Regions from separate parts of the Homo sapiens genome. Here region 2 is linked to region 1. The links are chromatin loops, found by intact Hi-C in ENCODE. Cell type or tissue: IMR-90. All regions are shown on one strand. Links, peaks and the distances in the headings refer to the core of each region. The heading gives the core; the rest is flanking DNA. Region 1 holds the start of MIR4294 (microRNA 4294). Region 2 overlaps ERCC6 (ERCC excision repair 6, chromatin remodeling factor).

Region 1 (15,984 bases), core at 7,985-15,984:
GGACCAGCACTGTGGTGTGTGTGTGGGAGCTCAGCATGACCAAAGGCCGCCCGAGGGGCTTGCGCCTCCGGCAGGTATGGTCCAGCTCGTGCAGGTGCGGTCCTCAGGTGGGGACAGTACTTCATGTAGGGACAAAACCTCTGCCTGGCATGGCACCTGGGCAGGTGTGGTGCCGGAACACACCCTAACTCTGCTCACTGAGGGCCCTGCCACCCTCAGAAGCTAGGAATGAGCGAAGTGAGGTGCAGAGGGTGGCCCACAGCTCAGTGTCATTCAGGAGTATCATTTTATTCCCATGGTGCATTTGACAGGTACACAGGGCAGGTGCCTCCACAGAGGCCCACACCTTAGCGAGAGATGCCGGGCCACACACAGTCACTTCATGCACATGACAGGTCTGGTGAAATCAGTTTCCTTACATCAGATAATATTTTTTGAGCATTTTGCCACAAGTTGGCCTTTATGCCAAGGATTTTTACACGGATTGCCTCATTTTAGCTTATTGACAGCCCTGTAAAATAGGTGCCATGATCACCCCTACTTTATTGGTGAAGGAAAAATGAGATGCAAAGAAGTTTAAGTGGTACATCCAAGGTCAAATGAAAGACTTTCTGAAAGGAAGTGGTTGAGGTGGGAGGAGGAGGAGCCATGAGCCAGGAGTCTGAGGATGTGCACCACCAGCCCTCATAGAGAATGCTAATCGCAGCGGCACTTAACGTTTGCTTAACATTCCAAATGCACCAAGGCCCTTCTGTATACTAATTTTTTTCTATGAAGAAGGAACTATTATTTCCACTTTCAGACAAGGAAACTGAGGCTCAGAACAGCTTGCATTTGAATCTAGGTTTGTCTAACACAAAACCCCATGCGCTCTCCCTGCATACTCCGGAACTTGCTCTAGAATATCACTAGGGGACACTTTCAACTCTAAAATCCAATTCATTTCTGCATCTATTTTTTAGTTAGCCACAGAGCCCTAAAGTAATAGAAACAAAAATAAGCTGTACAAAATCACTCACGCCTGTAATACCAGCACTTTGAGAGGCTGAGGTGGGCGGATCACGAGGTCAGGAGATCGAGACCATCCTGGCTAATACGGTGAAACTCTGTCTCTACTAAAAATACAACAGATTAGCCAGGCGTGGTGGTGGGTGCCTGTAGTCCCATCTACTCAGGAGACTGAGGCAGGAGAATGGCGTGAACCCGGGAGGCGGAGCTTGCAGTGAGCAGAGATTGCGCCACTACACTCCAGCCTGGGTGACAGAGCGAGACTCTGTCTCAAAAAAAAAAAAAATTCACCACTGACCAAATTTACTAAACTGAACATGTTTCACTGAAACATGTTCTCTGGATAATTTTCACTGAAACATGTTTCACTGAAACATGTTCTCTGGGGTTCTCTGGATAATTTTCAAGCCACTTCTGTCACCCTAGACCGTGTCCTTGTCTCCTGGTGCCATGCAGGGCATGGAGGGTGCTGCGTGGGCACTCAGCAAATGTGAGGTGAAGGAATGAATAGGGCAGTGCGAGAAGGGGCTGACACATATGCAGGGGCAGTGCACCCCTGAGAGGCAGCTGTACAGGCAACAGGCAGGTGACCTTCACCAACTGCTGTTGTCAGTGGGCTGGGTATGATTCCTGATCTCAGCAAAGGGACTGGAAATGAAAGACTGGAGTGCTCTCTCCCCAGCATCCCCATTGCCCATTTACAGCTTGCCCTGGGGACTGTACATAGTTCCACCTGACCCTGGGGCTGGCCTTGGGGTACTGGGGCAGTGATTTTTCTATCATCCTCTGAGTTCCCATTTAACAGTGAAAATGCACAGAAACACCCTCGTATCGACCTCATAAAAATGTAATTTATCATCCTCTCCTACTTCCAAATCAACAGGAAAAGATATGGGAATCCCACATGCTCTTATTTTCTAAAAATAAAACACTTTATCACTTACCTGTAAAGGCTAATGTAGGCTTGCAGATTCCCCAGACCCATGGCTGCTCAGTGAAGGGGTCCATTCCTGACCTGTGGACAGGAAAGTCATCACTGAAGAGCCTCACAGGCGGTTCAAAAAGTATTTTATTTTTAAAGATACTGCAACGTTAAAGAGACATTTTAAAATTACTTCAAAGACAAACAATTCTCTACCATCCCTATAAAAGTTTTCAATTTTGCATACTCTTATCCCCAGATATACATATTTATATCTTTCTGATCATTGTGTAGATATTTTATTCTATTTTCACTCAGCCTATCCAATTGTTTCCATTTTTCTACATTCTCTATAATTTACATTTCAATCGTTCCATATCATTCCATTTCCATAAAATTGCATTTCGATTGTTTTGTTATGTCAGTGCACTACAGTTTAATAAACCATTTCTTCTAAAACTAGACAATTAAGTTGTTTCCAAGTTTTAACTATTTTACATAGTGCTGCAGAAAACATCTTATCTAGGTTGCTGTTTGCTTCTGATTGTTTTCTTGCGATAAACTTCGAGGAGGAGAATTATGTACAGTGACATGGTGCTTTCCAAAATGGTTCTGTGACTTAATCATACCACCAGCAATCAAGAGCACCCGTTTCATGGCAATGTAACCAGCATGGGGAATTATTTTCCGGGGTTTTCTTTTTGCTATCGTTTTTTGCTACTATAGTTAGGTATAAAATGATATAATGGAGTTATTTTAATTGGCCTTTTAGAGAAGTATTATTCTGAGAAAACAAAACCCCCTTTGAAGCTGCTATCTCTTCCTTGATTTCTTCGGCTCTTGCAAATGGTAGGTGCTGGATGCCTTGTGGTGCTGGAGTCTCCAGGCTGGTCGGAAGGCAGCCAACCTGACCTAAGTGGGCAGTGCCAGGCACACAGGCTGTTTCCTGGGAAGAGCAGGCAGACTTGGTTCCACTGGTAAACAACACGTGCCGGCACTGGGGCTCAGAGCTCCTCTCTACATCCTGAGCCTTACACCTGGGTTCCCTTCTCTGTTCTCTTTGGCATTGCTATTTCCCCTGCAGTCAGAACTGAGTCATCAGACTTAGTTCATTCTGGGAAGAGATTCAGAAGGTTCCTGTCAACTCCTCTGCTTTCTCCTGCTCACTTAGGCAGTTTTCATTTTCCTAGGATGACCCAAATCTTCTTCTGTGGGTCATACCCATTAACTTGCCGGCACCATCTGGTTGGCGTCATGTTAGGATCCATTAAGGACAAACAGGAGCTTGTGGCAGAACCTTTCATTGCTATGACCGGGCAAAGTGACAGCTTTGAAAAATGACGCTTAGCCTCATTGACCCAAATGAATGAGTGATTGTCTCTGCCCTGAGGGTGGAGGTTTACCACTTGGTAAGCCAGGCCAATTACGCTTCAGAATGCCACCTCCGTGCCCCTCCGGCTGAGTCCAGGTGATGGCAAGCACATGTGAGCAGAGGACCTCAGATCAGAGCCTCTGGGACCTGCAGCCTCTGGAGTGCTGGTGATGGAATCCACACCATTGCCTGCAGCAGTTGGCCAGGGGGTACCAGCATGTGTGGTGGGCCACTTTGGCCCCTTGGGGAAGTGTCCACAGAGAAGAAGGCCTCCAGCCAGATCTGGACACACAGCCATCCATGAGTCAGACCAGGCCCCACACAAGCCAAACCTGAGGACCAAGACCAAGGACGTCTAAGTGTCCCAGTGGCTATGAATCCAGACCTATCAGACTCGAAAAGCCCCATCTTTTTGATGACCATGTGACCTCCCCTTTTCTTCTTCCCAGTTTAGTTCAAGAGTGCACGTGCCTCTGAGGTTCCCTTACCGAGATGGCTCTCAAAGTTGGGCACATGTGAGAATCCCCTGAGGGCTTGTGAAAATTCAGACTTCAGGGCCCCATCCCCAGCGTTTCTGATTCAGGAGATTTGGAGTGGAACCCAAGAATTTGCATTCTAAGAGGCTACTTGCTGCTACTGAGCCTGCTGGTGTGGGCACCACAGTTTGCCAACAGTGCTTTGTATGTTAATCGTAACATGAACTGGCCAGGTGTGATGGCTCACACCTGTAAACCCAGCACTTTGGGAGGCCAAGGCAGGTGGATCACTTGAGGTCAGGAGTTCAAGACCAGCCTGGCTAACTTGGTGAAACCCCATCTCCACTAAAAATAAAAAACATTCGCCAGGCATGGTGGCAGGCACCTGTAATCCCAGCTACTTGGGAGGCTGATGCAAAAGAATTGCTGTACCTGGGAAGCAAAGGCTGCAGTGAACTGAGATCATGCCATTGCACTCCAGCCTAGGCAACAGAGCAAGACTCCGTCTCAAAAAAAAAAAAAAAAAAAAAAAAAAACAACTCATGACATGAACTGCTCCCGGGTTCAAGATAGATGTAGGGCAGCACAAAACATCCAGGTGTGGCTAGCCTCTGGTTGGGTTATAAGTAAAAAAATGGTTTCTCCCCAGCAGAGCCTCCACCCCTGGAGATGAATGAAATGGAGAGGCTAGTCATGGACACGCACATGCACACACCCCCAGCTGCACAGACAACAGACTTGGGAATCACTGACTCACTCAGAATCTCCATTTCCTCATCCAGCACCCAGCTTTATAGGGAGGGTGAAGAATTCCCAAAAGTAGCTGAATTGAGGGTCCCTCTCCTAACCTGTGAGTCTCTGTCCCCAGGCCTTGTATGGACACACACAGGCTGTCACGTGCCTGGCAGCGTCAGTCACCTTCAGCCTCCTGGTGAGCGGCTCCCAGGACTGCACCTGTATCCTGTGGGATCTGGACCACCTCACCCACGTGACCCGCCTGCCCGCCCATCGGGAAGGCATCTCAGCCATCACCATCAGTGACGTCTCAGTAAGTCTCCTGTTTCTCAGTGTCCGTGTCCTCACCTTCGCAGTAGCATGGGGTACAACACTCAGGAGAAAGCCCAGAGACACAGAGACTCTAGCCACCCCAGAATGCTGAGAGGGCCCCCAATTGTGTGGAACAGTCGCTGTAGATCTCACTTGTAGCACCCAGGTCTAGCTTCAATGTCCGCTTCTTTACTTTCCTCCCTCTGGTGTTGGGGACAGTGGGAAGTGTCTGCTTTGCTGCGGGCACCAGGGGGCTGCAGCTGAAAAATTGGCTTTTAGGGAGGGTTTTGTTGGATGTGGCTGACTCATTTAGGTCTTTACCTTCAAATCAGTGTTGACTTGGCAGGTTTGGTCTTCATGGCAGTGCAAGCTTCTCTGCCTCTCCTTCCATACTGGCTAACAAAGACCAGGGAGATCGACTTACCGGTGTGAAATTTCTTCCAGACTGAAGCCCTGTCATGGGATATGGGGTTCCCTGAGGATGCAGAGGTTTCTGCATCTGCTCACAGAAAACCTAAGGGGCCCAGGGCATAAATAAAATGGGCAGAGGGCTCAAAAGAGGAGGGATGATATAGGAGCTTCCTGGTTCCAATTTTTGCTGAAAGTGGTGCTCCAGGTAGGCTTGAATTCAAAACTGGATTCAATGTTAGATGAGTAGATGGAGTGTGAATGGATGGGTGGATGGATGGGTAGATGAGTGGATGCATGGGTGGATGAATGGATAGATGGATGGACGGGTGGATAGATGAGTGGATGGGTAGATAGATAAATGAATGGATGGATGGATGGATAAATGAGCAGATAAATGGATGAATAGGTGGATGGAAAGATGGATGAAATGGATAATGGATTGGTAGATGGTGGGTGAATGGATGGATGGGTTGATGTATAGAAGGCATTGAAGCCTTCACCTGGGAGAATATAAAACCCATCAGGAATTGTGTCCCTAGACCCCAGAGAAGCCTGGCACCAGGACAAGTTGTCCTGCAGCCAACTGATTTCAGTCTGTGCTTGCTGGTTGTGGGGCAGAGAGGTATCAGACATGGCCTCTGGCCTCAGACAGACCATCCCTAACAATTCAGGAACTTCTAATGGATCCCAGCCCAGTGAGATGTGGAGGGGCACTGAGCACCCTACATCCCTTCTGTGATTAGGGCAAGGCTCAAAGGGATGGCCCCAGGACCTTGGTGACAGTGGCCACTATAGAATAAACAGGACTTGAGGAGGAAAGACTCAAATGTGAGCATATCAGGAGATACAATGGGGAAATTTCTCCTTAGAAATTCCCTCTTCAGGGACATTGCACAAGCTTATGAGCCACATGCAGTCATTGGAACTTCTGTACCCTGCCATCCACCAGGTGGCATCCAAAACTTCTTTATGGGGCAGGGCTGACCTACCAGGTGTAAGCTGTGTGTCCAAAGCCAGGGCTACCCTTCAGGCTGGATCTTCTGTGGCAGTCAGGGTGTGGTTGGGGAGTGGGATCTGGGAGGAGCCTGAGGGTGAGCCAGGTGCCTTCTGCCAGGAAAGAAGTATCTAAGCACATGACTGCAGTATGAAAAGAACCAAGAATTTACAACTGTGTGAAAACACAGCAGACCTGTAAGTCAGCTGGAAAGAAGTTTTGGGGTACCTTGGGGGTCTTCAGAGCATGACAGATTGAGAGTACTTGGGTGTACCAACTGGGTAGCTGAGCAAGTGGCTGATGGGCAGGCAGTGACTCCAGCTTAGAGTGATGCCAGCTCTCACTGCACAGGGCACCATTGTCTCCTGTGCGGGAGCACACTTGTCCCTGTGGAATGTCAATGGACAGCCCCTGGCCAGCATCACCACAGCCTGGGGCCCAGAAGGAGCCATAACCTGCTGCTGCCTGATGGAGGGCCCAGCATGGGACACAAGCCAGATCATCATCACCGGGAGTCAAGACGGCATGGTCCGGGTAGGTGTGTCTTGGGCAGAATGAGGACATGACACAAGAAACGTGTTCATCTCCATTCTTCTCACTTCCTCCAGGGGGCCAAACCTGCAGGTTGCATTTGAGACCATTCCAGAACGGGTACCTACAGCAAAGGAAGGGAAAAGACAAGGCTCTTTGCAGGGAAAAAGTAAATAAATAAAATTATATATATAGTATTACACACACAGACACACACATGCACACACACACAGACACACACTAAAATAAATACTGTTACAACATATAAAAGTTGAATGGTTAAATGCAAAAGATTATATCCCAATGCTAAAAGGAGATATTTGCGTCATCCATTCAAACCAAACTTGCCCACCCATCCACTAATTTATCTACCCACCTACCCATTTATCTCTCTACTCATCTACCCACCCATCCATCCACCCATCCATCTCTCTATCCACCCATCCACTCATCCATCCATCCATCCATCCATCCATCCATCCATCCATCCATGTATCCCTCCATGTATCCATCCATCCATCCATCCATGCAGGCTGAGGTACCTAGGCAGTCCCCTCATAGGACTTTATCTGTGGCCTCTGCAGAAAGCAGGGCATCCTGGGATGGCCTGGGCTTGGTGGGGTGTGGCCCACATCAGTGGGCCAGCCAGAGGAGCCTGGGGTGGCCGAGCTGCAGAGTATATTACTCTCCTGGGCCCCCCCAAAGCGTAAGTGAGGGTCTTCTGTGCACTCAGCACTCATTCATTCGATGTGGTCACTGAGCTCCTGGACTGGCCCAGTGCTGTGCTAAGCCTGGCGTGGGGCTCACAGAAGCATTTGAGAGGAGGCTGGTCCTTGCCCTTTGGTGATATAAAATCCAGACCCAGTGAATGAGAAGCCATTTTGAGTGAGTTGGCCTCAGGGCTCCCACAGTAGGCTTAGCGCCAAGGGCCAGACACAAGATGGGGGTGCCCAGCCACCCAGGGGTGAGGGAGTACTCTAGAGGTGGTAGCATTATGGGCAAGAGGGCATTGGTTGAGCAAAATGGCAATAAACTGGTTGCAGAGTCACATCCCTGCAAGAAAAGGGCTGTGGGGGTCATGAGATGCACTTAGGGACATGGGTGGGGTAAATTCATTCAAGGTGCAACTGTGATTGGCCAAACCTCTGCATGAGGAAGCTGAAGGCTAAATAACCTTTTACCTGATGATAAGTTAACATCAGAAGTGAAAGGGGGGCCATGTGTTCATCCTTTCCCTGGGGGACCCCTAGGCGTGAGGAAATGGACTAGGCCACTCCAAGCTTGCAGACAGGATCGTCTTCCCCGCCGATGACATTTGCTCTTTTGGGGCAGGTTTGGAAGACTGAGGATGTGAAGATGTCTGTTCCTGGACGGCCAGCAGGAGAGGAGCCCCCGGCTCAGCCTCCAAGCCCAAGAGGTACCTGACCTGCTAGGGATGTGGCCGTCCTGGCCTTGCCCTGCCCTCCTCACCTCCCCTCTCTCCACCTCAGCCCAAGGGCTGCAGCTCCTCCCAGGTCTGCCCAGCCTAGGGAGGCCTAGGAAGGCACAGAGAGGTTCAGTGACTTGCCCAAAGTCACCCAGCAAGCAGACTATCCTCACACCTGCTGCCATCACAGCCACAACGGCCTCAGAATAACCTAACCATAGACACTGGCATGTAACCACCATCACCAACCCCTCCATAATGAACACAGGTACAAACCTCCCCATCAAAGCTGTTACCGCATCACATCCATCACAGCTGTCCAGTCCCCGCCCCCATCATTACCTCCTCCAGCTCAGTCTTCAGAAAAGATTCTGGCCGAGAACTGGGACATCTTTACTGGGACCCACAATCAAACATGTTTTCATGAAGTTAGAATTCTATCATCCTGAGTGCTTCCATTAGCTCCCTGTTTGCTCTGCATCCCAGAACCTGTGATCATCCATAGGAGAGAATTTCCCAGATTTCTGAGGGCTGCCTTCTGAAAAGAGTAGACATTTGCAATTAGTTCATTTCTAAAACACAGTCCACACCTCTTTGATTCATTTAGTCACCCATTTGTGGATTCTTCTTCAGGCAAGTACACACAGGCATTTGCTCAGCCTCTACTGTGTCCTAGGCTCTATATTAGTGGTCCCTTCCTTCAAGATAACACCTGGGGACCCTTGTAAACAATCTGGGCTGAGCCAAGGCAATAACATCACAAAGATCAATAATATCACAAAGATGCAGATCAAGAACTCCGTCAGTTCACAGGTTCTGTTTCTCTAGGGTACTTGGAGACCACCACAAGGAGTCAGCCTATCTCAGTGTGAAAGGACAGAAGTGTGTGCATTCTAAGGAACCCAGCACATCTTTGGAAAGCAGAGGCCAAACTCCCTCCCATATCTGCTTCCACTTGGAAAGGCTCTTATTCCCCAGCCTGCTTACAAAGCAGTTTTCTGCTATACCTGCATGAGACTGCACACCATTTTAGTTTTGGGCTCAAATGCCCACTTTTGAAGCTATTGGGGCCCAGTAAGCTAACGGCATTAGCTAAGCCTACGGTTGATGAATGGATGTCTGAGAAAGAATGCTGGATGGATGGGTAAATGGATGGATGGATGGAAGGATGGATGGATGGATGGATGGATGGATGGATGGATGGATGGATGGATGGATGGACGGGTGGATGGATGGATGGATGGGTGGATGGATGGATGAATGGATGAATGAAAGTCACCTCAGAGCCATTCAGTTGATTCTGGCAGTGCCATTGGATTTGCAGGTTCCTATTCAGCATCAATGGTTGTGGTGAGGTTGCACTCACTGGTCATGGGGTCTAGTGAATGAGAAGCAGAGTAAAAAGCAGGAAACAAGGTTCTAGACCCAACTCTGTCACAGCAGCTTCTCTGGTCTTCTGTCAAATGGGGACACTTCCTGTGCATCCTAACTAGTAGAGTACTGATGACAGAATAATAGTAGCCACAGACAAGAATCTACCCCAAATGCAGGTCATTATTGTCATTTTTGCAGGCTTTGAGAGATTTTTCTCTCTGGACACAGCAGCTGATGGCATTAGGAAACTTACTTAAGGGGGTCTTAGACTGACAGGGAGCCCCAGATCCACAACCTTCCTCTCTGTCTGCCCTGACCCTAAGTCTCTGCCACCCCATTGGACTGACTGCCAAGATTGTGATTACAGTTCAAGGGAAGATTAACATGAAATGACAGGATGACATGGACATATTCAAATAATCACACTGGCCTGCAGTTTAGAGTTAACAAATCTAAAATATGTGCAGATTTACAAGCCTAAACTGCTGGAGGTCTCTAATAAAAAGGCATGTTGTTCTTACATTGCTCAAAACTGCTTTGTTGGAAAGGGACCTGTATTGGGCATGGCACGTGGATATTTGCATGTGTGTCCTCTTGGCGTGTATATTACTATACCCCTCAAATGTCTTAAGGGGCAAGAAAGGAGATCTTTGAAGATATTAAGCATACTGCATTTGTGGGCAGATGTAATCCAATTTCTGCTTGGAATTCATTTATTTGCCATTTGCAGCAAGGCCCAACCCAGCTGAGTACAATTTATTTCAGGAATCGCCTCAAAGATTTGGACTCAATCTGGTACATAAAAAGTGCTTGGGAGAAGCTTGTTGTTTAGACTTGTACACAATGTACAAATGCCTGGTGTGCTTTGAGGTGGTTTCTCCCACCTGGACCCCTCATGCATTTCCTGGCACATGGCCTGTCTGCACACATGGGTGGTCACCTCAGGACAGCAGGGGCTGTATCATCTCTCCTGCCCTGAGTCCAAGGAAGTGGCCTCGCAGGGACGTACCCAGCTGGCGTCTCTCCATCTCACCCTTCACATTGAAGGAATTACTGTCTGTCCCCAAATGCAGTCATTAAAATGAGTGAAGTAACAATCATTGAGTTATATTTTTTGAAAAAAACATTCTCAGCATTTAATTACTGGTTGTGGCGTGAGAGGATTAAGATAAGTTGATAATGCCGACTTTATGTAATTTATTTTTACTAGGCAATTACTGGCTGCATTACACCCTGGCAGCAAGGTATTGTGGGGCATCTTATTAAGCATAAAGCCAGTAAACACTGATGAACAATTTTGCTGAACTAGGCATGCAATTTAGAAAGCAATAATACACAAATCCAATTTGGTACACAATGGATACCGAGGCACGTCAGCACATGTAACTATCACCGCCTGCAAATTAAATTGGGACGGCCCTTTTTGCAACAGCACAGGCCAAGATTAAATATATTTCCCCCTCAATTTAACAAGTTGCTGACCACAAATATAAATATGTGCGTATGTGTTTGCGGCCCCGTGTGCAGATGCACACTGTATGTGCGAAGCCGATCTGGCGTTCTAACTCTTCTCTCACATGCTCCACACAGGCCACAAGTGGGAGAAGAACCTGGCCTTGAGTCGAGAGCTGGACGTTAGCATTGCTTTGACAGGGAAGCCCAGCAAAACCAGCCCCGCAGTGACTGCTCTGGCCGTGTCCAGGTAAGCGCGGCCTTGTTTCTCTGGGTCTCCAGCAGAGGGCACTGCAGCCACCTTTAGGAAAGCCCCAGTGGCTCTGAGTCCAGGCCACCTGGCCGAGGAGGCCACTTCACTCCAGGACATGGCCCCACCAAGCACAGGAAGCAGCCCGTGTGGCCATATAGAGCCCCAGGAAACGTTTTTCAGGGTTTTGTTGTTGTTTGTTTTGCTTTTAACTCACACATGCCCTTGCTCTCTTGCTCTTGAATATCCAAACATTCATTAAGAAATCCAAGAGGTATAAGTATATTGTTTTGTAATTTTATCCTAAAGAGAGCCTTTTCCCCTGAGTTCCACTGCAGACTGTAACATTTGGTGTGATGATTATCCTTCATTAACAGAAAGTGCCTTCTGAGGGCTCTTAGCTGCTGTAGCATAGCCAAGCATCAGTCCCGACACTTCATACCCGTTATTTGACTCGCAGTAACCCATGGAGGTGGTTACTGTCATTAACATCCTTGTACACACTGCGAGGTGCAGCCTTAGGGGCCGCTGACCTTGCAGAGCCGGACTTCCTTCCTCCCTCACTGGCGTGGCGTGGGCTGTTCCGGGGTCCTTGGTGGAGGCACTACACAGTGTTTTAGATGCTGGGTGGGGCGGAGTGGAGTGGGGTGGGCATGATGGTAGGGCCAGAGCCGCACTTTTTGCAGAGAACTTGCCATTTGTTCTGCCCTGGTCCTGGCTATTTCTCTGGTGGGACAGGAGACTCACCTGGAGGCACTGGAGAGAGGCACGGCCTCGTCCTGTTCCCTGGGGCCTGAGCTTCCCCACAGTGCTGTGGGAGCCACCACCCTCACAGCTCAATGCTTTCCCCTCCCCCAGGTGGAAACCTTCTCCATTCCTCCCACTGCCTCCCCTGCCTCAAGGGAGACAAGACCAGGGGCAAGCTCCGCTGGGCCCCAGATAGAGCCCCAGAGTTGCAATATCCCATGTGCTGGCGGGGACAAGTGGTACTGTCCCTCTAACGTTCTTGTCTTTTCTTTCTCTTCCCAAGAAACCACACCAAACTCCTGGTTGGTGATGAGAGGGGGAGAATATTCTGCTGGTCTGCAGATGGGTAGGAAGAGAGAGGCAGCAGAGGCTCTGGCACAACAGTGCCAGGCTGAGGGTGGCAGAGGTGACTGGGGCCTGAGCTCTGCCTACAGAAGAAACCCCCAGGGCCTCCTTCCCCACAGTTCTCAAGGAAGGGCCTCTGGCAATCACAGCTCTGCAGCCCAACCCTCTCCATGGCCGATGGGACTTCTATGAAAAGGATGAGCACACACACTCGGAGGGCTGAGCAGCACGCTGGAAACTGTGACTTGGTGATGCCCAGCTGCACACGAAATTACACATGACTCACCTTATTAAGGGCTATTGCACTGAAAAAAAAAAAGATGGGTCGCTTACTGGAAATTATTGTATTGTCTTTATTTTATTAAAGCAACTATGTTTTAAATGCAGAAGGGCTCTTCAGTTTTAAACTGCCACTCTATTCCACTTACCATGCTGCCTTTCTAAGTATTTGTGTTTCTGTCCTGAGAAAGGCAGGAAGGCTTCAGGGAAGCACATCCACCTGCACAGCCTCACCCAGCCCCTCCCCATCTTCCACCTTGGACACTGGCTCTTCCCCGTCTTGCCCATAGTGTAGGGGCCTGAGGAGTGAGGGGCTACTGTGAAGAAGGCCCAGCCTCTGTGGCTGAGCCGCAGGACATGGCGGTGGGTGCTGCCCATGGCAGACTCAGGGAGTTTGGCCTGGGGTGATACACCCGCCTTGGTGATACTCCCACCCCCATCTCCACAACCTGCAACAGACAAGGATTCCAGACAACTCCTGGCTCAGCAGTCTCTTCCCAGGGCCCCGGTCCACACTTGGCTTCCGAGCTGCAGTTCTTCCTGGAGAAATCTGCACTGCTGTGTGACTTTTGTTTTCCACCTGAAAATGTATGGCAGGTGGGGTAGTTACTCGTGCCCCTCTGAAGAATTCCAGTACCTTCTTGTGCCTGGGTCATTCTGGGATTGGTCGTTGGGCATCACAGGTATCACCCTCACTCTAATGTCTCCTCCTTACCCCAAGATTTGCAGAGCTCCTCAAAAGGAAATCCACCTGCCTTTTTAATAAAGTCAAGCTCAGGTGGACACATAGGGACTTGGGGAGGTTAAGCTTGTTAGCTTCAACTAGTCTTTCAGAGATCTCCCTTCTAGGGGCCAGGTGGGGATCCTGATCTTCCCCATGTCTCCAAACTCTGCAAAGGCCCTGAAGGGGGTCCCCACCTAATTTAGCCCAGGCCCAGGGATAGCAGGAACATGCACTTCATGTCTTATGCCCCATGGGTCGTCTGGCCTCCAGGGGGCAACAAGTTGATTAAAAGATAAATATTAAGAAAGTGGAACTGGTGTGCAGCCATGTCAAAAATAGTGAGAGGTGGTTAGCATACCTTGATTCCTCTGTAAACTCTGAGGCTTTGCAAAGGAGAAGATGGAGGAGACCCTTCTCAGGTCCGGAGCACCCCTCCCCGGGTGAGAAGCACTTGTGTCTGACCCCAGAGCCAAGGATCACACCACCTCCCACACCATCTGCACACACTATTAGCAGACAGCCCATTTGCAATCCCCTGGTTGGTCTGGGACTGCACTGAAGGACCATAAATTTAAGAGCAGAGAGCACCACTCCCCAGGAAGGCCAAGAAGCAGGGTCATAAATATCAAGGCTGAGCCTGCTGGCATTTTTCAAAACACATCACAGCATTACCCAAGGCTGACAAGGTCTGCTGGCCAAAAGGCTGTCTTCGATTCCTTCATTTAAGTGTTTTTGCCTTTTCTTCCCCTCAAATCACGGGGAAAATGAGGAGGCAGTGTTGGGTCTTATTGGTGGGGTCCTGGTGATGTGGTGTCTGCAAACAAATGTGACTTGAGGTGAAAGGGCTAAAAAGGAAATCTCAGGCCCTAGGGAAGGCAAAGGGGACACTCAGCTATATCAGTTGGGTGGGGCTGCCATAACAATATTAAACAGAAATTCATTTCTTCAAAGTTCTGGAGGCTGGAAGTCCAAGATCAAGGTGTCACAGGGTTGGTTTCTTTTGAGGCCTTTCTCTTGCTTTGCAGATGACCACCTTCTCCCTGCATCCTCACCTCATCTGTCTTCTGTGCACATCTGTGTCCTCATCTCCACTTATAAGGACGCCAGTCATATGGGATTAGGGTCCACCCATATGACCCCATTTCAACTGTCTCCAAGTACAGTCACATTTGGAGGTACTGGGGGTTAGGATGTCAACATAGAACCACTCCAGGGACAGAATTCAGCCACCTATGGCACTGGCTGAAGGAGGTGGCCCTGGAGCCAGGCCTGGAACCTGCTGAGACAGAGGGACGGGGTTGCAGGAAGACTGGGCTGCATCGGCCAAGGTACAGGGTGAGTCCGGCTGGGTGTGGGAAGAAGAATGGAGGGCACACGGGATGAGGCTGAGAGGTAGAGGGGCTGCTGCTCCTGGCTGTGGAGTAGACTCTGGTTACTGGATGGAGTGAGTGCAAGTGAGGCTGGCAGAGGTGGGCTGCCCACCCGCAGAGCTTCATTCTCCATGCCAGCTCCCAGAATGTGCCCCACAAGAGTCAGCTGAGTAAACGGACATGTAGACGTATGAATGAGTCTTGGTGGCAGACATGTCAGAAAGGGTGGTCCTGGGATGGCAGGGTCAAGCAGCAGCCCCTCCGTGGGCAGGGTGAAGCAAAATGGAGTGAAGAGGTGGGAATAATGAGAGGAAACTGTAAATGTCATGCCCTGGGCCCGGGACATGTCAGGGGAAGAAGCCAGGAGCTTGGGAGCTTGTGGTGAAACCGTGAACGCCGTTGTCAGAAGCTGGAAGCTTTAGAGGCATCCATGAAGCAGGGACGGGCTGTGGGTGAGAATGCCCCATGGAGGAGCTGGGGAGACTGCAGGAGACAGGCTCCATGCTGAGCTGCTCCAGTGGGGTCCTCCAGGATTAGCTCGCATTGCTGGGAGGAGGGAAGCCGCTCTGCACCGAAACCTGGGAGACACATGCACCCTTGGGCCCTCACAGACATGGCCCTGCTGTAGACTCCCGAGGCATCGGAAGCAGAGTCCGCTGCTGGAGGCGAGGGCAGGGGAGCAGTCAAGCCAGGATGGGGCTGCAGAGGAAAGCACCAGGCACAACTGAGGCCCAGGCTCCAAAAGCTCTGGGCAACTCCAGTGACAGGAGGCCCCTGCTGGCCCGAGTGGACTACGATGTCTGGCCAGCAGGGTTGGGGCTCCTGACAGTTGTCAGTGGTTGGGGGAGCCCAGGGCAGAGGCCTGGGGTGCAGGGAGAGGAGAGAACAGGCTCAGCACCCAGGCCCACAGCAGAGGCAGCAGAGGTAGCCAGGGCCGAAGCCAGGGGCACAGCCTGCCTGGGGCCCAGAAGCAGGACCATGCAGACACTGGCCTCACCAGCACACCAGGTCCAGTGGGGACCGGGGGACCCGTCCCAGTGCCACATGGTATCTAGAGGCCTAGACAGGAGGACAGGCATATGCGGTGAGTGGGTAAGGAGGCCAGGCCACCTGAGCACCAGGCCCAGCTCCACAAGTCCCGCCAGCCTTGGCCACAGCTTCTGTATCTGTGAAATGGGATCCTGGTGTCTACCTCAGGGCTCCTCAGGAAAGTAACATCATATCTTCTTATTTTATAATAAAATAAAATAATAGTG
Region 2 (16,078 bases), core at 3,517-11,516, 530 kb after region 1:
ATCAGTTTACAAACATACCCAATGCACATTTTAGTCAACTTATTATCATCCAATTTTAATGAACAGCACGTGGCTATAATTTCATTTGACAGTATCTGTTTTTGCAACAAATTGCTGCAAGTACCTTCAGGGCCCACAGGTAACTACTATGTAATTCCTAAAATGTTAATTTGTACATAATGGCTTGATAGCAAATAGAAAGGAAAGAACATATGGTACATACTTAAAAAGCTTTTTGAACAGAAAACCTGGCACTTTAAAACCTTCGTCAAATTCAGCATCACTTTCCTCAGAATCGTCCTCCAGCTTCAGACGTTTCTCTTTGTCCTGCAGTCTCAGTTTATTCCATCTCCTACCATGAAAATAAAAATCACATTTCCATTATTTTGATCACAAGACAGATTTAAAAAGATAGCTCCTGATAATGTACAAGAAAAAACAGGCAAATTAGAACGGTCTCTTAGGTTAATGCTGCCATTATTACCCAAAACACTGATATTCAAAGAGGAAAAACAATTCTCTTCTCCAGCCATCTCAATTCATTTCTTATGTAAATTATTATAGCTGCTCTAGAAATATTTCTTTAAGGTCTCATTTCATTATCAAAACTACTTGCTCCTCTTCTGGCATACCCTAAGGGAAAATTTCTCTGCTGGTTCGTAAGACATGAAATTAGTCCTAGAAAAGATTCAGTAAAAATTTCAATATAATTGAGTGTCTTCACAACCGCAATACTATGTAACAAAAAATAGATTTATAATTACTATTTCTGTTCTAAAGATATGATAGTCACAGCATAAAACAACAAAGCCCCTTAAACATAAAGCAAATTTGGGGTCAAAATCACTGAATCAGGTTCACATTACTGATTACTTAACTGGGGGAAGAGGCATCAGCAATATACAAGCACTGATAGTGCTACCACTCAAAAAAATGTGTTCACTGAATAAAATCTAAGTTACAAATTTAGTAATATGATACTTTCAGATATAAAATAAGGTGAACACTTATATTTCAGAAGGAAATATATTTCATCTAAATATCTGAAAGTCTTAGCAATACACCAAGGTTGTGGAGAAGGTGCACCCATTTAACCAGACTAATTTTGCATTTACATAACTATAATGGACTCTAGTTGTCGTGAGTGGGGAAAAAAAAAAAGCCTCAAATTCTATTCACTTTCAAAATAAAAAGATGATGTTTTCATTCAGCATGGTGCAACTGATGCTCTGAATTTCACAAAATGGTGGAAATGGAATAAAACAATAATACAGAGAAATGCTTTCAAACTACAATAAAAAAAAAACTCATAGGAAGCGAGTAAGAGCAGCAACACATATAAGGCATTTATCTGCCACTGACTATGCAAGAGTAAGAGAGAATGTCCGAGGGAAGGCAAGAGAAAATGAAAGGGTAATACTACACATGCTGCCTGGCCAAAGGTATGGTGTGTTGTCCAGTATCCATTACAAAACCACACAGAGCCCAATGCTAGTATGTAGGTAGCTACTGGTGGACCTTAAAGCACATCCTCTGATAAACTCTTGCCTTGTTGAAAATTTCAACTCTTCAAGGTAACAAAAGGAAGGGCTAGCTGAAATTTACTTGTGATCAACAAGAACTGGTTATCTGAAATTGCACTACACGGTAGTAAAGGACCTATAAATAAGATCAATGAAGCACTGTTGGTCATTTCCAGAGAAGAACAGCAAATGGAAGAGGCAGTATATGGCCAAGTCTAAGGAAATAGCTATCATCTAACAACAGTTTAATAAGTGATACTTTTTATAAAAAAATTTAATGTCCTTTTTGTGCTTAACTTCTAAAGGCAATCTCTTCTTCTCCACTGGTATTTTTTTTCCTTAAAAATTATCTCCATGCAATGGACAAAATGAATTATCTCTAGGTGGCTATAAAAGTCTTCTGGGTTTCATGTTATTTACAAATTTAGTTAAATGCAATGGTGTACAACAATCGTTCTTGACAGGGGGCAATTCTGTCCCTTCAACCCCACCCTGGGGTAATCTGACAATGCCCAGAGATATTCTTGGTTGTTAGAACTGTGGAAGGAGTCGGGAGGATATACTACTACTGGCATCTTGCAGGTGAGTCCAGGTATGCTGCTAAACATCCTACACCACACAGGACAGCCCCCAAACCCCTCGGTAAAAAGTTATCAAGTCTCAAATGTCAATAATGTCAAAGCCAAGAAGCCCTGGCATATAGGTATCCCTTACTATCAAAACTTAGAAACTGAACAGATATATATACACTTTCCTGATACACATATCTGAATTCTTGATATATATACACTTTCCTGATACACATATCTGAATTCTTGCTACTCACTCTGAAATTCAGCAGTCGAGGAGTTTACATAATGAGAGAGTCCTCGGTATCAAAACTATGAACGCAGAGCCAAACTTCTGCATAACAAAGGATACTTGTATTTAGCAAACTTGTGGATAACATAAACCTTGGAAGAATCACAGCCACTTAAACATACTTCACTTTGCAATTTCTCCAAGATAATTTTACAGAAGGAGAAATAAAAACACCAGAATATATTGCCTTTTGAAGTTTGGCACAAGGCCATTAAATATTTTATATACAGGGTATCACTTTTTAAACTTTATTGATATATGATGACCATTTCCTTAGACTTAGCCAGTCAATCTTTGTGGCTGCTAAATTTCCCACCACATCACTCTGCATCGACAAGATTCAGTTTCCTCCTCCTCCCTCCCTCCTAAAATATACAGGCATCTTGTCGCCACAGAACTCAGCACCTAGGAAACCACATAAGCCACTACAGAAACGATTGCATTCTAGTGCCTTCCGCTTCATAAAGAAAGATGAAAAGGGCCAAACATTTATTCAGTTTGGCTAAAGGATGACTAAAAGTGGTGGGGAAAATCATTATTGCCTGCAAGTATTTGTATCATTGTGAAGACAAATTGCCCCAGTAGAATTATACACATATTAAAGACAGAAAATATCATGGTTATAAAACCACATGCATACAGAGCTCAGGCGAAGAGATTCTTCTGTTACATAAGCAATACTTCCTCATGTGACTTGTAGCCAAAATAGACCTGACCATCTGATGAGGGTCCACTGAAGCAGCACAGCTAAAGATGGGGCCGACAAGTACACCACAACACACTAGGGAAAGGGGGAGAACCAGGTTCATCTGCACATACACAGAAACGTGCCTTCCTCATCCCAGACGCTGCCAAGAGACTTTAAGGGCTCTCTTTAACATGTCTAACCAGCCTGTACTGTAGTCTGGCAGGCTGAGTAGTCTGTCTGGCCAGCAGATATAAAGGATTCTGTATATAAACATCCTGGGTTTGACATATGCAGAAGTGCAGGCCCAGGCACAAAAGTCTGAGCTCAGACTAGCTATAGTCAAATCCTGGTGCCATTTACTAGCTCATGAACCCTCAGCAAGTAACTTAACTTCATCAGCATCTAAGTTTCCTCCACTGAGATGGGGAGAACAGCAGCACCTACTTCACTGGGTTCTGGGAAGGATTAAATAAGGTGTCACATATAAAGCACCTTAGCACAGAACCTAGATTAGGAAGTGCTTAATAAACTACTATAGTATTATATAAAACCACATACATTTTCTGAAATCCTCACGACAACCCTGCAGCAGATACTATTACTATGTTCACTGAAAGAAGAGAAAGCAAGTTACGTATGTGGCCCAATGCAATGTGCATATTGCAACGTACTCTGTTTAACAGAACTACCTGAACATGTATACTTAAACAGAAACTATGATAGCTCATCAAATGGATGCTCAGTTAATTATTATGAATAATGTGCTCACCATAGGAGTAAAGATACCTAGTCTTCAGATGGTACCTGCTGGAATATCTCAATTTAAAAATTCTGTCACAAATTTGTAAATAGTAAACTGTCATTAAGTATGGCAGTCTTTTACATGATAGTAACAAAAATAGATACAGATTGACTTAAAATTGGTAGGGAGTGGGTAAGAATTAAAATCTGGGCCAAGTGAGCTGAAATCTTAAAAATTAGAAATGACCTCAAAATGTCTAAATTCTGTTATTTCAAAAAGTAGACCAGTTAACTGAGAAAAAGCAGAAGGGGGCAGTAAATAGTCCAATATTTACCCTTTTAGAAAACAAATAACTTTTTCATGTTCTCTATTCTCTCATTTTAAAAAATCCACACACGTAATAGTCACAGCTGCAGCCACATAAAACGAAGTGGTGGGCATGGTGTTCACTGGCTGTGTTTCTAGCTCCTCACACAACTGCCAGATTCAGCCTGCTGTCAACTCCACTGGCAGCCAATTACAAGAGAAGCTGGGAACAAACATAAACCTACAATTCCAGTCAGATGCAGACAGAGAAAACACTCCCTGGTTTCCCTACATTCAGGTAGGAATGAGAATCTGGCCCAGGCTGTGGGGCCTGGGGCTGAGACTGCAATAATCATCTGTCAGAAGCAACTCAGACCCAGCACAACCAGTTGAACGACACCAGGAACAATGCTTCCCCCAGTTGTAACCTATTAGGGTGCCGCATCAATGGAACCCTGAAAGCTAGTTGCTGCCATTTAAAGTTAATTTATTTTAGAAGAATTTTCAGCATTCCAAGGATGTTCAAAATAAATAAGTGGAAAGACACAGCTAGCTACCACCGTGCCATACCATGTATGCAGCCTCCTCATCTCTGTGCACCTGCATTCCTGTACTGTCCCCAAATCCTTCCCCTTACATATCCACACATTCAGCAGACCTTTCAAACCCTCACTCATGCAGCACCACCATGCACAGAAACCTCCCATGACCAGCCAGACTTAGGTGTCCTGTCTTCCAAGGGCCCTCCCAATCCCGTGACATCTTGGACACACCTGGGATCTCTACTACAGTGCCCATCAAGTGTAGCATATTGTGAAATCCATACCAGTGTCCTCCACTGGACTGGAAGCCACCTGGGGACAAACACTGTCTTAGCCATTTTTATAGCACTAGAGACTGGTATAATGCCTCCTCATGGCAGACCGTTAAGTGCTGAATGAATGAATGAAGTTCATAATTCGGTTAGGGAAAAGGAAGACACAGACAGAGAAGCGTGACTTGAAAATGGTCAAATGGGGTCATCCAGAAATGGGTTCTGGAAACTTTCTGTTCTGTCTCATTTAGAGCCTACCTCTTGCTGCATTTCCTACTCCTTCTACCCATATGACTTTAAAGCACTGCTCCTAGCTCTGTCCACTGGATAAAAATGGTTAAGGTTCGCTACAAAAAAATGACCCATAATGAGGGTGGCTGCAACATCAGAGAAGTTCTTAATTTAGAATCTTATAACAAAAAAAAAAAAAGATAAGGAGAAGGAAAGCTCATCATTTTGAACAATAAAAAGGTAAATAAATAAAAATTGTGTGAGTGATTTAAGTCTGAGCTCCATTTTTTGGGTTCATCACCAGTAGGTCTCCTCTGTAAGGAGCCTGGTTTCTGCACGCCAGCTGATGGAAAGAACCAGGAGCCCTGAGTTTGCTCCCAAGCTTCCCCAGGACCAGGTGGGAAAGGCTGGACAAAAGAAGCACCTTCTTATGAAAGAATTCTTATGATGGGAAAAAAGTCTAGACTTAAACTATATTTACATTACTAGGAAGGAAATAGTGTTTTTGATGTTCCCACTTTCATTTTTTTCTTTAATCTATACATGTAAAAGTCACAGCTGCACCCAAATAAAGTAAGTGTGTTGTTCATCTTCTTTTTTACTTTTTTTTTTTTTTTGAGACAAAGTCTCACTCTGTCACGTCAGCTGGAGTACAGTGGCACGATCTCAGCTCACTGCAACCTCCACTTTCCAGATTCAAGCAATCCTTGTGCCTCAGCCTCCAGAATAGCTAGGACTACAGGCATGCGCCACCATGTCCGGCTAAGTTTTGTATTTTTTGGTGTAGATGGGGTTTTGCCATATTGGCCAAGCTGGTCTCAGACTACTGACCTCAAGTGATCTGCCTGCCTTGCCTTCCAAAGTGCTAGGATTGCAGGCGTGAGCCACCATTCCCGACCCATCAGGGCATTTTCTAACTCCTAAAGCCCGTCTCAGGCTCCAGTGGTGGTCACTAGAAGAGAACCCAACAACAGACACAGATTTAAGATAACCACAGAGAAGTGAAAACCGAATGTAGGCAAAAGAGGTGCATTACAGGCATTTAACTGGTAAGGGGAGGCCTGAACTTTAGAAAATATAATGTAACATTGTTGAATCTGCCTCCTCCACCACAAAATGAGCCAAATAATGACTTTTTATGAGGACTAAATGAAATTATGTATGTACATTATACTTTTGAAACTACATAAATTTCAGATGCTATAACAGTTGGCAGATTACACAAAAAGATTGAGAAATTTTAATTAATTGCAGGTTAAATGTGAATAAAAAATAACAAATGTCAAAACACCTATTGCAGTCTTGAGCCAGCAGGAGCTCAGTTCAACCCCCAAGCATAGCAGACTGTCATGCTAGCTCACTCCATACTGGTCAGTCAAGATCAGCAGGACATTCCAGTCAGGACATCCTATCATCCAGGACAGCAAGGAGGCTGGAAATCAAGCCAAAAGAGAAGACACAAAAGAGATACAAGAGAAGGATCTGGTACATCTACCTCAGAATACAACTGTGAGAAACCATACTGCAATCCTGACCTACCTACACTTAGAACCAAGGGGCATGTTGCACGGTTTGTCCCCTAGACAGATGTCTAGTGCCCCCTAGTGTGTTCAAAGGAGAAATAATTACATTTCTTCCCAATATTGATACTGTACTTATATTTTTATAGATATTTTATCATTAAGTGGGCCTTAAGCTTATTTTAAAAAAGTATGAAAGGTACCAAAAGCATAACATCAATAAAACAAAGTTTGTAACAGCTAATGATTTTACTATGCCTATGATACGTTGAACAGCCCTTATCCAAAATGCTTGGGACAAGAAGTGTTTTGGATTTTGGAATATTTGCATATACACAATGAGATATGTTGGGATGGGACCCAAGACTAAATACGAATTCATTTATGTTTCATATATAACTTATACACATAGGCTGAAGGTAATTTTATACAATATTTTGTGCATGAAACGAAGTTTTGACTGTGTCTTGACTGAGACCCAACATATGAGGTCAAATATGGAATTTTCCACTTGTGGCATCACGTTGCTAAAAAATTTTCAGATTTTGGATTTTCGGACTAGGGATGGTCAACCTGTAATATCAATTGTTAAACTGCCTTTACTTGTGAAAGGTCACCTTTTCATACGTATGAGTATTCATTATACACCCTCCTTCACGGTTCTCACAGACCCTCATTTCAAGCATCTTACTGCCTTGGTGGAATCTTTGTGGTAACTTTTAGCTAGTGGGCATGTAACAAGAATAGCTAATACTTACGGAGTGCCTGATGTATGCCAAATATCTTATACATATCATCACCCATGAAGAAGGTACTGCTGTGATCCCCATCTTACAGGTGAGTGGATACACAAGACCTCAGAGCTACTCGGCTAGGCTCTGGCACTCACTCCATGGCCCGTGGTGTCTAACCCCTATGCTATATACTGCCTCCTTAAGGAAAGTCAGCTAGCTCTGGACAAGTTTTGTTTTGAGATTACATATACACACATACATACATATTTCTTAATTGGGTCAGAAAACAAATAGTAATTATGACTGACAGTGATACTGGGTACTGGGCACTATTTTAAGTATTTCACATTTATTAATTCATTTAATCTTTACAACCTAATAAGGGAGATACTATATTGTATGAGTCCATTTTCACTGCTATAAAGAAATACCCGAGACTGGGTAATTTATAAGGAAAGAGGTTTAATTGACTCACAATTCGGCACGGCTGGGAGGCCTCAGGAAACTTATAATCATGGTGGAAGGTGAAGGGCACCTTCTTCACAAGGCGGCAGGAGGAAGTGAGTGCAAGCACAGGAAAAACTTCCACTTTTAAAACCATAAGCTCTCATGAAAACTAACTATCGTGAGAACAGCATGGGGGAAACCGCCCCCATAATCCAATCACTTCCCATCAGGTTCCTCCCTTGACATATGGGGACTACAATTCAAGATGAGATTTGGGTGGGGACAGAAAGCCAAACCATATCAATACTATTGTTATTCTCTCTCTCTCTCTTTTTTTTTTAACAATTAAAGCAGACAGGGAGAAAGAAAGGAAGCTGTCCAAGATTACCAATGAGTTAAGGGAAAAGATTCAAACCCAGATAATCAAGTTCCAGAGTCTATATTCCTATCTGTTACATAATACTGTCTTCAAAAAAGTATTTTCCAAACTCCCTAGTACCACCCCTTTTCTCACAGTGCCAGCGAAGGGTCCTCTAACTGCCACAGAACGAAAGCAATTGCACAAGAACAAACCAAATTCTAAAACTTCAATCCAAATGTTGTCTTAAAAAAACATCAGGACTAAGGTTTAAAGAAGGGAAAGATTGCCTTCATTTTTGTACAATAACATGATTCCTTCCCCACCTTAATAGTGTGCAAAGTAAGTCAAAACTCACTCTTCACTACACCCCTGCAAACTTTTCCAAGTAACAGTAAAATCAGTTTAGCAGTTCTTTGAACTATACATAATATAGGCTGAACAATCATGTAATACACATTTTATACTAGACAAATCAATGTACACAACTGCCCATACCAACACACAAAAGGGACAAAATACACATATTAATGGGAATTATCAAATATTAGTTGCCTGAGATCATATTAATAAAATAAACATGCCCTCTCCAAAACTTCAAGGAGGTCACCTACCGTGGTGCTCAAAATTCAAAACAGACCTTACTGCTCTATTGTAATATTTTTATGTTGCAAGGATCATTGTACACAGAGCAGTTTAAATCTACACCGTCTGTAAGGAAAAAGCTGTGTATCATACAGTTAAATCATTCTTAATACAGAGTGACATTTCAACCTCAAGATCATTCTCTACCTATTGCAATATCCATTTAAGAAATTCAACAACAGAGGCACAATGAGTACAATTTGATTTTTAAAAATATATTCAGGCACCAAGCTGGGTATTTAATATAGTTTGCATTCTGTAGTATGATAGGTTTTCTATTTCAGACAGCTAAGAATGCCTTACAGATTAGTCTAATTTGCTAAATTGAGATACTTGGTGTTTTACTTTTCTTATCTTCCTTTTTATGGTCTATCTGGGTAAACTTAATTGGCAAATCTGAGCAGATGAAATACCCTCAGTTAGGAGTGCAGATCTCATGGAGTAAATTAAGACTGATATAGACAATTATGCCCAGAGCCAAGAATGAAAGGTGTGTGCAGAGCAGGAAGCAGAATTAGTCTTCATTTGTGTCTCAGCTTTGTTATTTAAAAGAAGGCAATGTGCTCTCTAAGAAAACATCTTTAACCCATTTATGTCTGAGGTTACAATTTTTTGAATTTTTGCATGAAATTCATATATGTTACCTAGAAAAATTCAAGGAACAAAAATTTGAAGAGAAAAAAAAATTTATTATGTTCCATTGTTATGTGACGTTCCAAAATTGGAACACTAGGCAAAACCACTGCTACACTGTACATAATGTATAAAACTATGTTTCTTATCTCAGGAGGTGGTGACACCTGCTATTCAGTGTGATATTCAACGGAACACTTCACATGTAAGGCAACATCACATTTTTCACATCGAAAAGTTGTGTTCTTATGACATTCAGCGCATCGCGTTTGCTTTCCCTGTTTGACTATCACATGATTTATGCCATCATAACGTGAGTCAATGTTACGCTTCTGAGGTCTTCCTTTTTGGCCAGGTTCTGGAGGATGACCATGGGTCTCCAGATAATGGCATACCACACGTCGACGAAACTCCAGAAAATCCACTGGTTTCTCATCATATGTTTTATGCAATTGCCAAGCATTTTGTAAGACCAGTTCGAAACAGAACAAAAGAGGGCTTGAATACCATTTCTTTCCACGGATTGATGCCCGATACTTATCAATGTTTTCATCAGCTCTGTCTACGCCTCCCATGAACTGGTTATACACTTTGATCATGTTTGGCTGCTGAACTTGTATCTTCTTTTTCAGTTTCTGGGAGTAACGACTGACAAGACACAGGGGATGGATACCAGCACCAGATGAGGCAACAGTGACAACACTGTTATCATTCCATCTGCAGACAATATTGCCTTTGCCATCAATTCGATAATCAAATGTGCCTCTTTCTTTTTTCTTTAAAGCTACATCTGATTCCAGTGGAACTCTGTCAATGTGATCCTTTCTCACTGTACCTGTTGCCTGATGTCCCATTGAACTGAGCTTATCAAGAAGTGCAATACTGGTGAAAAAGTTATTGAATACAAAATGGTATTGTCCAGGGTGTGCCTCTGTAAGTGCCTCACTAAACTGAAGGACAAGTGACGCACCGACACCATATTCCTCATGTTTAGTATTTGGGTTTTTACCCTGATACGGCTGAAACCAGCAAATGTAGCCCAGACAGGTGGCACCACACCAAAACTTATAGCCAAACCGAATGGGCTTTCCCCGAATAAATTGTTTGCACCCGTGACGACCAAAATAAGGAACCATGAATTCATCAAAGCTGAAATATGTTTCATTTGGAACAAATTTCATGCATCTCTCATTAAGTTTGCTTATGAGAGGTCGCAATTTGGAAAATTTGTCCACTGGATCCAAATTTGCATTGTCAGCAACATGCAAATTAGAAAATATAGTTTCAAACCGGTCACGTCTCATGGCAGCACTAACCAGTACATTATGCACATCTGTTCTTTGTTCCCAAAACATACGCCTTCTAGGAACTGAGACATAACCACTCAGAAAAATAATTCCCAGAAAACATTTGAATTCAGAGCTAGTCAAGCCAAGATGTACACCTTTACTGCAAGCATATAAGTTGGAGTACTTGACAATGAGTTCAATGACCTCGTCATCAAGAAAAAGTTCAAGAATTTCTGTGGGAGTTCTCATTACGGTGAAGAAATCGTTTGGTGGTGCTGTAACTCTACCTGCTACGGGTTGTACAGTTAGGTCGGCTTTTTTCCATTTGCAAAGAATTTTTGTCATTTTCCTCCTCCTTGATGGTGGAGGTTGCTGCACAGTAAACGTAGATGGAACTTCATCAGGAGAGTCATCTTTAGGTGCGTATGAGGGATCATCTGAGTCAGACTCAGCATCAGAGCCATCTTGAATAAGATACGCAGCTGTGTGCAACAAAGAACCTGGCAGATTATTTATTGTTCCACCTTCTTCATCTCCTGATTCCTCATCAGAAACAGGTGCTGTAGCATTTTCAGGTGGTTGTATCACTATAGCACTTGCTTCTATGCTGTCATCTGTCTCTAAAAGGTCAGTTATTTCATGTAAACTTAGTGTTCGAGGCATCTTGGGACTAAAACGGAAAAAAGGTATTATTAGTCCTAGTGGTAGTGGTTTTGCCTAGTGTTCCAAAAATGGAACATGAAAAATGTCAAACCCATAACTAATGCAATAATAATACTTTCTGTATTTTCTTTTTACCGCACAATAGCATAACTAGTAGAGAAGTTATTTCTTAAAAATTACTAGTATAGGATGTAGTGCAGTAAAGTTATATGTACCTGTCTTTGGATACTCAAAAATGTTTCTGAAAACTCACATCACTTTTTGACAAGCTCCCAGCATGCCAGTATCTGTAGCAGTAACTAACTCTGTGCACCAAGTGATAACATGTACCCTCAGGAGGCAGACATGTGTGAAAAATCAGACCTTGGCAATGACCTTGAGCAGTAGGGCATGAATAACTCCCACATGCTTAGCGTTCCAATAATGGAACACTAGGCATAAATAGGTTTTAAAAGTGTAACTTTTTCTTTCAACTTATAGATTCCTAAAAGAAAATGAACACAGTCTTCTTTCTTTTTTTTTTTTCTCTCAGGCTCCAGTGATCCACCCACCTCAGCCTCCTGGGTAGCTGGGACTACAGGCGCACATCACCACACCCAGCTAACTTTTTCTATTTTTGGGGTTTCACCATGTTGCCCAGGCTGGTCTCGAACTCTTGAGCTCAAGCAATCCTCCTGCCTTGGCCTCCTAAAGTGCTGGGATTACAGGTATGAGCCATTGTGCCCGGCCAGGCTTATTTCTTGAGAAAAATGAACTCTCAGAGATGTTAAGAACATTCTTAAAATAATTGTATTTAGGTTTCTGGATAAAATCTCAAACTTTTACTAAATTCAGATTTTGGGAGAGTTTTGTTTTTTCTCTTTAATTTGGGCTTTAAAAAAAAGGCACAATCAAATCAACCTCCACATTGTGAGTTGGCCTTTGCCGAAGCACAGCCTAAAATTGCTAAATCCTCATCGGGTGCAAACCAGGATCCAACTGAAGGACAGACAGGACAATCCCAGTGCAAACAGGTGCTAGACAGAAGGGAGAAGTTCCCAGAAGACAATAAAATGGAGACAGGCTGTGAGGTTGGTGGTTCTCAGGGCACTGCCTTTAGAAGCATTTCAGGATAGGAATGGGACATTGGGTTGGAGTTGGCCCCCATCAAGTGGAGGGAGAAACCAGGCACTGAAACAATGCTTGTCCGAGTCTGCTGCAGCAAACCAAGCTGCGAGATCACTCTCATGTGTCCCACACCACCTTCAGACCCCTTCTCCTTCTCCAAGCCCTTCCACTGACTGCTGCCTTGAGCAAATGACTTCATCTCTCTGGGCTCAAAGTCCTATCTCCTGGGTGGCTGTAAGGATTAAACGAATTAACCTATATAACAAGAAGAACCACAAGAACCACTAAGTCGTACGCATTCAAACATGTCAGCCATCATTGTTCTTGTGCACCACTCCCGCCCCTGCCCCCACCTCCACTTGATGCCACCTTTGCTCAGGCCCTAAAGGCTGCAACGTTCCAAATCCACAAGACTCTCTTCATAACAGTCATTCTACTTGGCTTGACCCCTAGCATCTGAAATGCTGACAGCTCCCTCCTCAGAACAGTGGATGTGCACAACCCAACCCTCCCAAGCCAGGGTTCAATGGGGCCCTGGCCACAGAGGCCCAGTGCTCAGGGGAAGGACAATGAAGAGTATTATCTTCGCAGGAGATTATGTCTCACAGACTATTAGAAGACATTCTGTAAGACTTACACAATGAATGGAATCTTTATCACCCCTTTACATCTCAGAGTTACTCATGTAAAAAAGGTAAAAAATAGGGCACAAGAAAAACCTTTAGGATCAAAAATTTATTAAAAACCAATTATATCAACAGGCATCAAGTCTACAGATTCAGGTTACACCAGACCATGAAGTAAATTCTGTCCCCATCCACACCATACTTGCCAGGTCTTCTAGACTCCTGAGCCATCTCCCTATATCCTCATCCAAATTCCCAGATTACAGGCTTAGGTTTTTGGTTTGGTTTTCAGTCCAATGGAGGTGGGGGCAGCTATGTGTTGATTTTTGGCACCACCCTGTGGTCATACCTAAATATTGCACCTTCTACTCAATCCCACAAAGGGAAGGAAACATGTATGTAGAGGGCCCAGCCGACTTCAAATCTCAGCTCTACTTCACAGTAAAACTGTGGGCAAGCCAATTAACTGGAGGGGCCGTGATTATAACCATGTAAAGATGTGTATTCACAGAACCAAAGACTGGAATGACATGTAGAAAATAAAAACATAAAAGAGGTCATTTTTTCATCTTAATATTGTTGTCATACTTTTACAATAAAAATAGGGACTCATCAGAAGTGCTGAAAGGTGGCGAGGGAGCCTTCAAACCATGCAGAGGAACCAACTCAAATCCACTTCAGGCTATGCATTTAGCAGCTTAGCCCAATGCACCAGGTCATCTGAGGAGACTCAGGCACCGCCTACTGAAGAGTCCGTTTCTGAACTCCCCACTATGTTTCCCTGATCGGGGTGGGCATGGGTCGGGGATTTATCCCAGAGGCAATTATTTGCTGAGTGTGGGCCATAGTAAAGAAAAAAGCATTACATTCTCAAGCCTCAACATCCTTACCAACAATGCTTCCCAACTGCCTCAAAGCTCTCCTAAATGAGAACATAGTTCTTTCTGAGCAAGGTCCTGTGGACCATGAAGAATGTCACCAAGCTCCCCTCAGAGTCAGCGGGAGCTCAGCCAAAGCACAAGTGCAGTGCCCAGCTCCTCCCACTCTGCACCTGCTGCCTCAGACTCCCCACGCTGAGCCCAGGCCCCTACCCTCTGAAGGTGTTTCCCATGTGATTCTGACACACACACCCCACAAGAACCAGATGATCTATGACATACAGCATTTAGCTAAGGCTCCCTGCCAGGCCCTCCCCTGTGTACATACAACTGTGCAGGGCACATAAAAGAGGATTTTTGAGAAACTGATATACAAACTGCATCAGCCAAAAGCTGCAGCCCCAAAAAAGAGAAATACATAAGACTGACTTATTTCCATCCCTAGCTCCCAAACCTGACAGTGATCAGAGCCATCTGGGAACATTTTTTAAAAGTCCTGCCCGGTGACCCCACGCTACACTTCCTAAGTCAGCGTCTCCAGTGTTAGGGGCTCCCAGTGACACTGCATAATCAGTCTGTGGGTGGGGAAGCTTTGCTCTCGTCTGTGCTCGTTGCCCTCACTGTAGTCTGCGAGGGCAGCAACTTAAATAGTAACTGCCGATACATGAAAATAGAGTAAGAACTTGGGGGAATGAGTTTAAGTCAAATGATAAACACTAACCCTAGTCCTGCCAGCAAGAAGAGACAAAAACATATCTGGAAATGCATTTTCTCACTCAGGATGCAACCCATCTATGCCCTGCAGCCTGACCAAGCAGTGCTGACCACTGCTGGACAAAGAGGCAGGAGTCAGTGACATCTGTTTTATTATGTCAAGGCTGGCAAATACCTAGCATGAATGTTGCTAGTTCCCCACTGTGCCTATGATAGACATCACTAAGGAACTGCACACTCTTCCCAATCCACCCAAACAGGGCCTCGGAGCCCCCTGAATAGACTACCACTCCCCAGAAATCAGAGCTGGCTGGAAAGTGAAGCCCACCTGCCCTCCCTGTCCTCAGCCTCTCTGCACATTGTGGCATCACACCAACCTCCAAGGCAATCCAAATGAGAACCCTGAGGAAATAATGTGCCTCCAAAGCAAAGCAAATTCCTTCCCTTCTCAATGATGCACCTGGAGTTTAGGGGCAAATGCGTAACATTGTTAATTTGGATAAGGGTCATATTAATATATCTGAGCCACCCAACAAGACAAGGCCCTGCACTGGATGAACTTCCCCAACAGTCTCTCCCAAATGCCTCAGTCTGAATTCATTATTCCCTTCACACTTGGTTAGGTCCTATTTGTGCCCAAGTCTATTAACAGACTGCAAATTTTTTGCCAGAAACCCTTGAAGCCAGTCCAAGGATGCAGACATGCATTGTTGACATGAAAGCAAAGATAAAGCTATGGAGGCTTACCTCGAATATGGCAACTGGGAAGTGAATCAATAACATGGAGGTAACAAGGACTGGGGACAAGCGACCTGATCTTTATCACCCTGAAGGGGAAAGGTTCACATGAAATGTTTGGTCTTCTGGGCCACACAGGGCTGTCTTGGCTGCACAGCCTGTACTAGGTAAGCAGCATGTAGGTGCTCACCGGGAACCCACATCACTCAAACACTGAAGGTGTGTTAGTCCTAATCTTTATTTGGCACCCGGAGCTCCCAGGCCCACAATGTGCAAAGCAGTAGTATATTTTAAGAAAGCACTAGACCTCACAACCAACAGCCATAAGCAAATGGAAACCGTGGTAGCACAAAGTAAAATGAAAAAATAATGTATGTTTTACAAGACCTGTATACCACTGACCATAGAACCGACAGAACATTTACTTCTAAGCAGTGGCTCATCCATCCTGTATGACATGAAAGGGTATGAAAACCAGGGAACCCACTGAGGAGTCAGCCTCCAGATACAGTTCAGTGCAGAGGAGGAGGCAGGAGAAACACATGAGAAGGGGGAATACAC

What was found. Peaks named below come from ENCODE experiments on the same cell type or tissue, not always from the same donor. Only the 100,000 strongest peaks of a DNase experiment are listed, where the experiment ranks them.
Region 2: a loop joins it to region 1, with 11 times the contacts of the local background. A loop is called at or near these places in 71 of 110 quality-filtered maps.

What each region holds. Positions count from the first base shown.
Region 1 is chr10:48,970,216-48,986,199 of GRCh38, forward strand. WDFY4 (WDFY family member 4) reads left to right here. Exons shown (of 62, transcript NM_001394531.1): 57 at 1-74; 58 at 4,647-4,826; 59 at 6,582-6,764; 60 at 8,094-8,178; 61 at 11,152-11,263; 62 at 12,294-12,741. The coding sequence ends at 12,360. It overlaps MIR4294 (microRNA 4294), which reads right to left and starts at 15,372; the gene lies at 15,297-15,372. LOC105378298 (a long non-coding RNA gene) reads right to left here. Exons shown (of 4, transcript XR_007062370.1): 1 at 13,084-15,984; 2 at 9,467-9,565; 3 at 8,530-8,725; 4 at 6,764-6,885. In IMR-90, for the core only: a CTCF peak has its summit at 11,291 (motif pointing right); no DNase peak of the experiment used is centred there; H3K27me3 peaks cover 1,483 bases.
Region 2 is chr10:49,505,661-49,521,738 of GRCh38, forward strand. ERCC6 (ERCC excision repair 6, chromatin remodeling factor) reads right to left here. Exons shown (of 21, transcript NM_000124.4): 6 at 224-352. It overlaps PGBD3 (piggyBac transposable element derived 3), which reads right to left. Exons shown (of 2, transcript NM_170753.3): 2 at 9,445-11,461. The coding sequence starts at 11,454. The coding sequence ends at 9,673. Among named protein-coding and RNA genes, the nearest start is that of PGBD3, 11 kb to the right of the region's middle. In IMR-90, for the core only: a CTCF peak has its summit at 6,760 (motif pointing left); no DNase peak of the experiment used is centred there.